2 separate regions of the Mus musculus genome follow, and region 2 is linked to region 1. A link is a contact called in ENCODE POLR2A ChIA-PET data. All regions are on one chromosome and are shown on one strand. The core of a region is the stretch at or near the end of the contact, and the rest is flanking DNA. Distances in the headings are between cores, read along the strand shown.

Evidence for each region. ChIA-PET counts read pairs that join two places held with the same protein, here RNA polymerase II (POLR2A).
Region 2: POLR2A ChIA-PET joins it to region 1 with 19 read pairs in Patski. The contact joins the promoter of Vmp1 here to the promoter of Rps6kb1 in region 1. POLR2A ChIA-PET finds 5 or more read pairs at or near these places in 3 of 5 experiments (Patski and embryonic stem cell).

What each region holds. Positions count from the first base shown.
Region 1 is chr11:86,542,099-86,548,654 of GRCm38, forward strand. Rps6kb1 (ribosomal protein S6 kinase, polypeptide 1) reads right to left here and starts at 2,709. Exons shown (of 15, transcript NM_001114334.2): 1 at 2,468-2,709. The coding sequence starts at 2,608. Tubd1 (tubulin, delta 1) reads left to right here and starts at 2,893. Exons shown (of 9, transcript NM_019756.3): 1 at 2,893-3,132.
Region 2 is chr11:86,680,252-86,686,807 of GRCm38, forward strand. It overlaps Vmp1 (vacuole membrane protein 1), which reads right to left and starts at 3,585. Exons shown (of 12, transcript NM_029478.6): 1 at 3,489-3,585. It overlaps Ptrh2 (peptidyl-tRNA hydrolase 2), which reads left to right and starts at 3,823. Exons shown (of 2, transcript NM_001098810.3): 1 at 3,823-3,872.

The sequences.
Region 1 (6,556 bases), core at 1,459-3,958:
CTAGGATGATCAACACAGTGTAGGCCATCTCAATCAAATCTGTCCAGCTCAAGTCTTCAGGCTCAGAGCTTCCAATAGCCAAGTTTCTTTTGCCCACTGGGCTATCTCTGGTTGAAGACATTTAAATCTATACAATATAATCTGATGAACTCAGTCAGAGGAAACAGGTCTCTCTCTGGCTTAAGCCTCAGTTCCCTTACTTAGAAAGAACTGAGGCAATTCTGGCATGTACCAACGGATTACATAACAAACTAGAAGTTGTACATTCACCATAGGAGACATAAGATTTTCTAAGACTTCAGATTTTTACAACTTTTTTCCCCAGAGTAATCTAGACTCTCTTTAGGTAGCTGACCCAGCGCCATCTCAAGTCTTCCTTTATCCACCTTGAGACATTAGGACATCTCTTAGTAATATACTCAAGGTCTGGCAGTACACACCACTATATTCTTGGCACTCAAAAACCTGATGCAGAGGAATTTGCAAATGCAAAATCACATTTGAATTTGAAGCCACCGCCACCCGGCTACACAGTGACACAAGGTTTTGGGGGTTTTGTTTTTTGTTTTTTAAAAGGACACACTGAAGAGAAACATTTCAACTCTAAAAGTATCTTCTTCAAAATCCTCTTGGATTACTTCTGCTCTTCCTCCTAAATTCCTGCCCCTATGGTTGTGGTCACATTTCATCCTCTGATCCACTTTTCCTGTCCCCCTCCTCAACATCCTTTCAGAATCCTTCCTGCAAAACAAAAGCCCAAGAGTAGGCCAACACTCAAGCACCTACTGTTCCTGAAGCACACTGAGAGAGAGAAAAAGAAATAAGGCTCCATCCAGTTCATACCAAGAACTGTAATGCACTACTGTACTCTCCAAGGATGATAAACCCAGACTGAAAATTCCACCAGCAACTAATCACAGTACTCACAGAAGTGCTCCTTACCAGTTTTCTCTCTGGCTCTACTCCAAAACCACTGCCATATGGAACCAATATAACTGAACAGTGGATCACATTTATAATTAAAGTAATCCTGTGTGTGCTTCAAATTTAGAACTCACCACATCTGATTAAAAGGCTAAGTGGAATTCCACATGAAAACATGAAATTAAAAAGTGCGTGTAATACCCACATTTAGAACTCTGAAATTCTAACTGAGACTCACTTGATTATGAAAAGAATAATCTATGTGGGCCCACTTAATTTCCTAAAGTGTTCAAAGTCCTTTATACATAGCATTTCAATAGTTTGCCAGAAGGGCACAATTTATTCACTAAAGGAAAACTGGGGGTGAGAAGGAGACCCCATGTAAATACAGCAACTATCTAACATCAGCCATAAACCCATATTCTTCTACAGATGACTTAAAGACATTTAAAGTCACTAGGAGGTTATTACTGATGACATTTGTCCAAGATTGGTTATTTAGTTTGATGTATTTTTTTAACCCTTGGTGTAAAATATGTACGTTTCAGTAAGTATTACTGTAGAAAAAATGGTATACATAAATAACAAACTACTAGGACAGCAAAGGTAAAGCCAAGATGTGCACTAGAAAAGCGACTCTAAATTTAAACTTCAGCAAGGAAAACCCTCACACCACTATTCACAAGTCTCGGTTCAAGCAATTTATTTTTGGCGAGACAAATCACAGCTGTCAACGCTTTTTTTCCCACCCTACAATTACATAAATTATTCTGAAAAAAAAATATAGACATCTTCAACTTGAAGGGAATTAACTTACAAATGCCGTGTGTCGTTATGAATGGGGGTTTTTTTTTCCTTTAAAAAGTCACACGGAAGGGGGGTTAAAAATAAAAGGCAAACAAACAAACCCTGGAAGATGCAGCAGAGCCCCCTTGCTCCCGAAATAAAACTCCTGGTGGCTGTCACAGCAGTGCTACTCCCGACAGAAGTTTTCAGCTGTCACTTCTAACAGCTGAGCGCTTCCTAGGAGAGAAGCGACAGGCCGAGAAGAGAGGTGGTTGTGGGGAGTCTGAAGATTTAAGGCTTGCAATCTTACACTCCACAGGGAAACCCTTCCGCATCTCACCTGCACTAAGGGGGACACCCCAACAAGATCGGCCCTCCCCACCCCCAGCACACGCTCACACCACCCGGGCCGCACTCAAGCCCCACAGCTCCAGAAGCCGACCGCGCGCCTTTTCTCCTCGGCGCTCCAGAAACACATTGCTCCGGGGCAGCGCTCAGCTAGGGATCAGGGCGAGCCCTGCACCTGCGCGCCCCGCAGAGGCCTCACACCTAGGGCCAGGTCCGTCCGCCCGCCCGCCCGCTCCCCGACTCGGCCGCGCGGCGCCTCAGCTCCTCCCGGAGACCGCTCGCGTCCCCCCCGGGTCTCCACGCCCTCGGGCACACCAGGCTTCCCGGGCCCACGCCGCCACCCCGGCCCTGTCACCTCGCCGCTGCCCCCCCACCCCGCCGCCCATACCCCGGGGACCCCGGGCCTCACCCCCTCCTCCAGCTCATCCTCAGAGCCTGCATCTTCTGGCTGGTCCAGGTCTATGTCAAACACTCCTGCCATGTCCTCAGCTTCCCTGTGTCGGAAGTCAGGCGCTAGGTAAAAGCCGTCCCGCCTCCGTCGTCGCCTCATGGGCCCGGACCCGCCGCAGACTCCACGGCTGCTGCCGCCATCACCGGCTGCTTAAGCTCAATGCGTCTGCGCCTAGGCCCCAGACTGGCTCCTCAAGTTCAGCTCCGGCGCATGCGTACAAAGTCTTCTGAAGCCATACAGTGGGCAGCGGACATGCGTAGCATTAGCTCCCGGGGCCAGGTACTGGCAGGAGCATGCGCAGAACACCGTCCGAAGCCAAGCCGGGAAAGTACAGCTTGCGCGTTTCTGTCTAAGGCGTTTGCCGGACACGGAGCATGCGTACCATATCTGAAGTTGATAAATTGAAATTGAACATGCGTGATTAGCCTTCCTAAATAGAAGAAGGGAAACGAGGGTCGAAAAAAGACAAGCCCTCAGCAGAGCTCTTCGCATAAGGAGCGAGCGCATTTATTTGTTCTAAGTAGTTTTTTTTTTTAAAGTATTGAAAGTGAGCATGCGCGTAGTGAGAGGGTTGGTCTTCTGAAGTTTGAACCGAACTGAAACTGCCGGTCGCAGAGCTGTCAGTGAGTGTGGGGTTACCGGGGAGCTGATAGGGAAGAAAGGCAAAGAGAGACTCTTGTCTTTGCTATTTGCTAATTCAGTGGCTTGGAAAAGTTACATAACCCTTCGGTAACTCAATTTCCTTAACTGTAAAGTGAGAATAGAATTACCTACAATGCAGTCTTAGACGTTAAGTTGAAAATCTGGTTCACAAGCCTCTGCTCCTTTCCGGGGCTACATAGACTTGATGTGAAGCACTTATCAAAAATACTCTTTTTAAAATAGTCCCTGTTCTCCGAGAGGCTGAGGCAGAAGGATCATGTGTTTCAAGTCAGCCCAGACTAATTAGACAGTTTCAGGCGTAACTGGGCTACATAGAGAGATGTTGTCTAAAAACAAACAACGTCGTTTAAAAATAATAAAGATTTAGTTTCATATTTTATCTGGTCTTTCTCTAAGCTCCAACTTTGTTTTTCTTTCTTTTCTTTCCGAGACACGATCTCGCTATGTAGCTCTGGCTGTCCTGGAACGCACTGTGTAGGTGCAAACTCACAGAGATCGGTCTGCCTCAGCCTCCCAAGTGTTGTTGGGTTGAAAGGCTTGCACCACTATGCCTGGATCCAACTTTATGCTAGTTGGTTTGGTTTTTGGTTTTCAGAGACAGGATTTCTTTATGTGGCCCTGGCTGTCCTGGAACTCTCTGTGTCCTCAAACTCAGAGATCTGCCTACCTCTGTCTCTTGAGTACTGGAATTAAAGGTATAGCCACCATGACTGGGCTTATTGATCTTAACTGTGCTTTCCGGGCCAGAAGACGGTTGGTGAGAAAACAGAAAATTAATGTTATTGAATGTTCTATTGTTGAGCTAACTTCTGATGTCCATGTAGTGTGAAATGTATACAAAGAATTCCTTCAGGATCATATTTCCTTTAGATTATTTATGTGTGTGAGTATATATGCACATGTGTGTGAATGTGAGCACTTATGCAAATGCACAGGAGATGAGGGCATCCAGCTCTCTCTCTCTCTCTCCCTCTCTCTCTCTCTCTCTCTGAACTTGGGGCTGAGTTTTCTCAACCAAGTGGAAGCTATCCACAGTGGTCCTTCTGTCCGCACTGGACTTGCCTCTGTAACTACAGGCCTGCACAGGACTCCTGGCTTGCTATGTGGGTGCTGCTTCTAGGCTCCGGTCCCCGTGGCTACACAGCCCCCACAACCAACACTTTTGTTATGGTTTATTTGTTTTCTTTTAAAAGTGTACTTGGGACAACAGTGAATGTGAATCATATTTTGGAAACCATTGAATTGTATGTGAATGAATTTGGGCCAGTGAACCCTAAATCCCCCAAATTATAGAGTGAGGGAATTTCTTGAAATGACTAGATTCTTAGATGGGGACAGGAAATTTGAGGAAAAAGGTGTGTTATTCCAAAATTTCACTGAGGTCTCACCATCTGAGAATCGGGATTCTAGTTCAGAGGACTGGGGAAGATGGCTCAGGGACAAAGTACTCGCAATGCAAGCCTGAGGGTCTGAATATGAATCTCCAGAACCCATGTTAAACCAGATGTGTTAGCACATCCCAACACTCCTATGGAAAGATGGGGAGTGGAGACAGGATATTCCCTAGAATCATGGGTCAGCTAGTCTAATGCACAGCTGCAAACAACAGAAGAGAGGCCCATCTTCAGACCTGGTAGAAAGCAAGGACCACACACATACATACACACAAAATTTTCTGTGAAAGTTGCCTATTAGAGACAACATTTCTTTTTTTGTTTGGTTGGTTTTGTTTTGTTTTGTTTTTTTCGAGACAGGGTTTCTCTGTAGTCCTGGCTCTCCTGGGAACTCACTCTGTAGACCAGGCTGCCCTCGAACTCAGAAATCCGCCTGCCTCTGCCTCCCAAGTGCTGGGATTAAAGGCATGTGCCACCATGCCCGGCAACATTTCTTTTATATAGGGCTATTTCAAATAAGAACATTAAAATAGTAATGAGCCATGCTTATGGCCTAAGAGTATATGATTTCTTACTCTGTTTGCAGATATAAGCCTGCAGTTTTCTAGGATGCTCTTGAACAAGCCATAAGCTCCATTTACAGAAAAACATGTTATAACTCCCTTGCTGCAACCTTTGTGCTATTTGGTTTTACCTTGTCAGCCTGTTGACCTCCCCAGTACACTCTAGGAAACACTTTGTAATTATACACACACACACATGCGCACACACACACAAGAGGGAAAGAAAAACATGTCTCTTGGAAAGTCTTTGAACAATATAATGTCAAGACAATAAAATCAGGCTGGAGAGATGGCTCAGGAGTTAAGAGAACTTGCTGCTCTTGCAGAGGACCCAGGTTCAGTTCCAAGCATCTGCAAGGCAATTGTGACTGCAGCCCCAGATGATATGTTCTGACACCCTCTTTTGGCCCTTGAGGGCACTGCATGCATGTAGTCAACAGACATACATGCAGGTAAAACATGCACATAACATAGGAATAAATTCACAGCACTCAGGAGGCAGAGGGAAGATGATCTCCTTAAGTTTGGGGTTAGCCTGATCTATATAGTGAGTTCCAGGATAGCCAGAGTCACACATTGAGGCCCTATCTCAAAAACAAGAAAAAAAAAGATTAATTAAGTACTTTTAAAGAGAAGACAACAGGGCTGGTGAGATGGCTCAGTGGGTAAAAGCTCTGACTGCTCTTCCGAAGGTCCTGAGTTCAAATCCCAGCAACCACATGGTGGCTCACAACCATCTGTAATGAGATCTGACGCCCTCTTCTGGAGTGTCTGAAGATAGCTACAGTGTACTTAGACATAATAATAAATAAATCTTTAAAAAAAGAGAGAGAGAAAACAAACTCACATTAATATATGTGGCTCTTGCTAAGACACTTAAATGTGATTCTTGCTTGAGAAGTTCACACCCCACACTAGGAAAATAATATCCTTTTCTCGAGTGTCTTTCTTTCCATTAACACCCTGACTTAAAACCGTGTTGAAAATCTTATAAAAATCTCTGTGTTAATAAGCCTCAGTGCTGCTTCACACTGCCCTCCTGAAAGGCTTTATGATGGCAAAGCTAAGAATCATAGTTTGCAGAGCATGGTGCTGCATGCCCTTAATCCCCGCATTCCAGAGACAGGAACAGGCTGATCTCTGTAAGTTCTAGGCCAGCCAGAGCTACATGAGATCCTGTCTTTAAACAAATACATACATATATGTATACATATATAAGTGATTATCTGTACATACACACACATATTAGTGTACATATATTTTAAAATTTCTAAAAATGTTACTTTTATGTTGTATGAGAATACCTGTATGTATACCATATGCATGCAGTGCCTGAGAAGGCCATAAGAGGGGAATTGGATCCCCTAGAGCTGAAGTTCCAGGCAGCAAGGTAAATGCTGAGCTCCATCCTGGGTCATGCTAAAGAA
Region 2 (6,556 bases), core at 2,335-4,834, 140 kb after region 1:
CTAGAGTTCACTTCCATCCATAGCACTTAGGAGCCTCGAGCAGAGCTTGCACTGTAATACCCAGCAGAGGAGAAACTAAATGGGTTCTGTGAAGTTAGTGGAAGTAAAGGTTGAAAACACATCACTCCTTCTTCTATAATGGATTTTTACCTAGAATGGCAGTTACAGAAATGACCCTGAAGATGAAAAATTAATAAAATAGAATATCAGATTTACAGTCGTTCAAAAAGTTCTTTATCTCAAGAGGGAAAAAATGAATACAGGTTTCTCCTATATATCAGTAACACTCAATAAGAGATATGTTACAGGAACTCTGTCACTACTACTAAGTGACATTTCACAATACCTGATAGAATGTGATTGTGGACTGAGAATATTCTGGAAAATATAAGTAATTTTCTTTCCTTACTACATCCTACTGAAGACTTTTAATCTTTTCCTCTGACAGGGTCTTACTATCCAGTACATCCAGACTGGCTTTGAGCGCAATACGCTCCTATCCCAGTCTTCCAAACACCATGGCTTTCTTTTCCTGTGACTCTCACTAAGAAGTTAGTGTCTCTACAATTTACAAGACTAAAGAAGGGAGGGTAGCACAAACATACAACACACAACCCTCTTTCATACAAAGCAAACAGTATTACATAAACTAGGCTATTGCTAAAGCTTATCAGGATGCCTGAGGACAACTTCATAAGAATGGAAAGAACACTTAGGAACTCAGCCTAGGTCAGGCTCTGGCTCTGCCTACTTTAGAAGTCCTCAGGCCAGCCAATTACTGATTGTTTCTGGGTCCTAAGGTTCCCCTCTATTAAACTAGAAGGTGCTACCATGGATTCACAAGACGTAACTACAATTCAAAAATGTTGGTTTCAGTAAATAATGATTCTTACTAAATGTAAGCAAAAGTAGACAACTTCTAATGATTAGTTAATTATACTTGACTAATTTTTAATTTATGTTCATTGGTGTTCTGCCAGAACAAAAACGTCTTCTGTACTTGGGAATTTTCAACTGATAATACATTGCTGAGAAAAGTCAGACTTAAACTCTTAAATGCATAGCTATGCTCATCTTCTAGTCACTTATTAACTAAGATGACTAATTTCAGGCCACTCTTGGCTGGCTTTCTTGTGTTCAAAAGTAGGGCAAAAACTATCACTATAAATATGGGTAATAATATATTCAGGTTAATAAAAAACATGATATAAATCAGCAAGTTTTGCAATACTTCAAAGTAACATATTCTACAGTTACGTATTTCTAGCTCTCTAAACAAAAAGTGATTTCACAAATACCATCTCACTAGACACAATGACAGTCATATGAAATAAAGTGAGTCCTTTTATCAACACAATCTAGAGCAGCTCTGAATGCCGGGTAACTTGCCAATCATCACTCAGTAAGTGCTGGAGCTCAGACTTTAATCCAGGTCATCTGATTTAAAAATAAATTATCTTTCCGAGTACAGTGGCCTTTAATCTCAGTTCTCAAGAGGCAGAGGCAGGTGGATCTCTTGTGACTTTGAGGCTACTCAGAGCTATATAATAAGACCCTGACTCAAAAATAAAATGAGTTGTAATGACCTTAGAAGTCCTAAAAAGTAGTGATTTGAGCCAACATTAAGAAATTGTTGGAAGCCGGGCATGGTGGCGCATGCCTTTAATCCCAGCACTTGGGAGCAGAGACAGGCGGATTTCTAGTTTGAGGCCAGCCTGGTCTACAGAGTGAGTTCCTGGACACCAGGGGCTACACAGAGTAACCCTGTCTCAAAACAACAACAAACAAACAAACAAACAAACAAACAGAAAAAAGAAAGAAGAAAAAAATTGTTGGAAAAGTAAAAAAACAACTACAAAAAGCAAGCAAGCAAACAAACCAGGGATAACACACCAAACAGCAGATAAGAAAGGATTTAGCTGGGTTCAAGGCCAGCCTGGTCTACAGAGCAGGCTGTCTTCCAGAACAGCCAGGGCTACAGAGAAACCCTGCCTCAAAAAAACAAAACAAACAAACAAATAAACAAACCCAAAACAAAACAAAACTGACAAGTGTAAAACAGTTCAAGAACTCAAAACTAAAAACAATAGGAAACAAACAGATTTAAACTAGCTGTAGGTAAATTGGGAAACAGCACCAAACCATTTGCCAGCTTAGTTCAGATATGTGGCTATTTTCTTCTGGAATGCGTGCCTCAGGGATTTAATTGTATTGTTAAATGTATCCAAGGATAAACCCCTTAAAATGCATCTGTGTTTTAGATAACCTAGGCAAATAAGTTAAGCAGAAGAGATTCCCACTTCAGAATCACTTTGCATCTACTCCAACTGATCATGTGTCTGGTACGCCAGCATCTTTCTCCCAAAGGTCAACAAAAACATCACCTCCAATACAAAAATACAGCGTAGTAAATAAGCTTCTTCCCTAAAATCAGACCCAAGGACAACACAATTCTCAGACAATAACAGCTGGAATATAGCCGGACCCAGCACTCGGGAGGCAGAGGCAGGTGGACCTGGTCTACAGAGCAAGTTCCAGAACAGCCGGGGCTACACAGAGAAACCCCATCTCAAAAAATGAACTAAAACAGTTGGAATTAAATTCTTCATTAGGCCAAGAGAAACACTGGAAAAGGTTCTCTAAATGATCAATCTGTCTACGAAACCTCTCACAAGCGTCAAGAAAGAACTGAAAGGTAAGGAATGACATTGCCAATAGACACATACACAGCCGATCTATGCATTCCTGGATTCTTTGCTGGAGTAGAAAAGCAAAAGATGTTTACATAAAATCAACTGGAGGTCATAAGCAACCCATAGCTGCCTAACCCGCTAAGCCCATACACTGTTTGGAATCGTAAAGACCTTTAAGTCCCTATCTTGCTGCAAGTACTTCCACTGCGGGGAAATAAAAATGTTGGGGATCAAGGTTTTGGAAAAAGCGGAGAGCCCTCTTTTTTTTTTTTTTTTTTTTTTTTTTAAATGACAGTCCTAGGAAAAGCTGAGTGGGTCCACAGCAATAACTCTGAGAGGTAATGACCCCTTCCTTTGACTACTCTGCACTGTCGGTACACCCGAATACCTTCGTTTCTCGGAGATATACTTAGCATACTGCGCTAGTGGCCCGGGAGGAGAAAAACCCATTGAAAGGTCCTGAGAATCAGCAGCAGCGAAGACCCTCTTCATTTAACCCAAGGCTCTGGACAGCTCGGGAGTGAGGTTCTCTGAGAAAGCCAAAGCCGGCTTCCAGGTCTGGAACGAACTGTCGCGAGTGTCTGGGTTCAATGTCCCGGTAACCAAGCGCGGAGAGGTGTCCCACATAACCTGGCCACCGCCAGCTGACACAGCCAGTCAGCAGTGACCTGAGCCATCTCAAGTGGAAACCAGCGTGTTCTGCGTCTGCATCACCCAAGTGCGGGAGCTGCGGAAGCGGCCGAGCTGTGGGAAAGCTCGGCTTGGGCTCCGGACTCCCCGCTTTCGCTCACCTACCCGCTCAGACCCCGGCTTCTCCGGATCGCAGGATCCTGGAAGCGGCTCACAACACCGACTCTCACACCCGCCGCTGGGCTCCAGCCAACCGGAACTCGCTCGCGTCACTTCCGGTCCGGCTCCTTTAAGGAGCCCGCCTCCAAAAGAGAAACGTTCCCCCACCCCCACCCCCTCCTTTCGGCCACCGGGAGGTTCCTCGCGGGATTTCGGTTCGGCTTTCTCGGTTCGGGCTCTGTGGGTGTGACAAGAAGAAGGATGACTGCGCTTCGTAGTTTCTGATCCGGAACTAGTTTTTCAGGAAACCCGGAAGGAGTAGGTGGCGCGCGCGAAGCGTGTTCCTTGTTCTGGCTTGGAGACCTGCGAGGTGAGCGAGACGAGCTCCAGGTAAGTCTCGACTCCTTCTAGGACGGTGCAGAGGAGTGTAGTTCTTAATGGCTCTACTGAAAAGCATCTTATCATCTTACCCCACGGTCGGCCTCCCCCTAGCTACTTCATAAATTGTCTTCCGCCCCGTGGCTGCTGCCTGCCTTGCCTACTCTGCAAACCTTTGGAAGAAGCCAAGATAGAACCCAGAATTTTAGTCGCTGGCAACACCTCCTCTTAGAGGTGGCATTGATACGCTACCCTAGCGTGAAAAAAATGGAGAACAGGCCTCACACTATACATTTTAAATATCCGTCTTCGAATTGTTGAGCCCAGCTTGGAAAAGGAAAAGAATTCTAAAGATGGATTCAAAAGTATTTTTATTTATTGGTATTGCGGTGCATGCACGTTGTGCATGGTGAGCAAAGCGCTCTACTCTGAAGCTATTGTTAATCTCATGGATTCGAAGTGGAAGACCACTGACCCAAATCATGGCCAGATTAATTAAAGCAAACTTTTTATTATTATTATTCGTTTACACGGACTATTTCTCCCAAAAGGCAGTGTTCAAGAGATCAGCACTGGACATGGGGAAAATAAGGATTTTTATAGTTCAGGAGTATTGGTTTCCAAATGGGGGATTTGGCATATAAACAGTGTTAATAGCAGCGGAAAGTGAACATAAGTTGGTCATAACAACCCTCTGAAGTAAGACATGGTTGCAAGGTGGTCAGTAATAGCCTTTGGAAACAAAGGCATAGTTGCCGTTTCCAGGAAAAGGCAGATCAAGAATATTTAGCCATATGTTGCTCTGTGACACTAATCTCTACCACATTGGACAGCATAGGGACAGACAGAAGGGCCAACTATGTACGTGTGTGTAATATTATCCATATTTCCAGGCAAATAGGTAGTTTTGCTTAGGAGACTGCAAACTGTGAGAAAGGTCAGGTGAGCAGTGGGTGGAAGTTGAGTTAAATAACTCAGAGGAAGGTTTAAAGTTTTAAAAGTCAGCAGGGAGTGGTGCACAAAACTCAAGAATGAAACACAAAAAGAAAGAACTGTGGTAGCAATGACAGCCTGTCTGGTTCTTTAGCAGTTTGGATAGAATAGTATATTACCCATCCTGTAATAGACGCTATGTAGAGACGTTAACTTTCCCCAAATCTGATTTGCTTATTTTACAACCTAGAAATTGTGAGGACTCCTAATTCTACCTGGCAGGCAGCTATCAAACATTTGTTGTATTTAACTTCTCTTGGTCTTAGGTTCTCTGTTCCCCCATCTTTTGTTTTGGATTTTGAATGCTTTCTTCATTAAAATGGGCAGACAATGTTTACTTTGAAAAGATTATGAAAAGGGAGCTAGGTTTCAGGATACATAGCTAGAATCCCAGCTACTGGGAAGGCTGAGGCAAAAGGACCATGGCAAGAGCAGCCCAGGCAACCTTAGCAAGGTGCAGTGTAAACAGAGGCAGGGATGAGGCTCAGAGAGTCCTTGCCTAACATGCAGGAGGCGCAAGAGCAGTAGTTCTCAACCTGTGGGTTGTGACCCCTTCATATGGGGTCATATATCAAATATTCTGTGTATCAGATATTTATATTATGTTTCCTAGCATACAATGTAGCAAAATTATAGTTATGAGGTAAAATGAGATAATTTTCTAGTTGGGGGTCACTATAAAATGAGGAATTCTATAAGAGGTTACAGCATTAGGAAGGTTGAGAACCACTATAGAGTCTACCCCAAGCATGCAGAGAGGGAGAGAAGAGGGTCAGTGAGCTGCCTCCTCACCAGGTGAAGACAAGCCTACAACCTCAAGTTAATCCCTGGGGCCCACATAGTGAAAGAAGAGAACACATTTCCAAGGAAGTGTCCTGACCTCCACACATTCTTATCTGTATTGTATGCACCTATGCTACACACACACACATACACACACACACACACACACACACACACACACACACACACACACACGCACATAGACTCACCATAGCTTTCAAACATTCCCTTGCCAGTTCCTTTCTATCTTGGTGTCCTTTTTTATCCATCAGAGAGGCCTGTTATTCCTAGACTTGGAGTGGATCCTTCTTGGGAAATCTGTACGGTCGTACATTTAGAATATGGCTTCCCAGGCCTAAATCCATCACAGTTCTGTTAGACTTCTTTATTCACCTTAATAGCTATTCCAAACCTTTGTTATATTTTCATATCTGATGTTTCATTTTTCTTTAAGAAAATAAGAGGCATCAGTTTTTAGTTTCTGCTTCAAACACTAAAGATATATTCTGGCTAAGTGCATTTTCTTTATATACACATTTCGGTGTCTCTTTCTCTCTGATTTTCCTAGCCAATCTAATAGGAAAGTCAGGCTTTTATCTACTCATTGGGATTTATTTCAGCACTCTGGAAGGTCTATGCTTCTAACCAAGTCTAATCCAGACAACCATCATTTGTTGCTTCTTTTTTTCATTGTTACTGTCTTTAGAACTCCAGCACACCAACCATGTGGCTGGTATCCCTGAGAAAATATTTATGCTTTAAATAATCCTACATCCAGATCAGTGTCTTTGCATTATAAAATGACCTCTCATTTTGGGAGCTAATACTTACATCATATAACCCTATGAATAATCAAAGCACATATACAGACTCTAACACACTTGTAATTACTAATTCACTTGGATTTAAATAGATAGCTG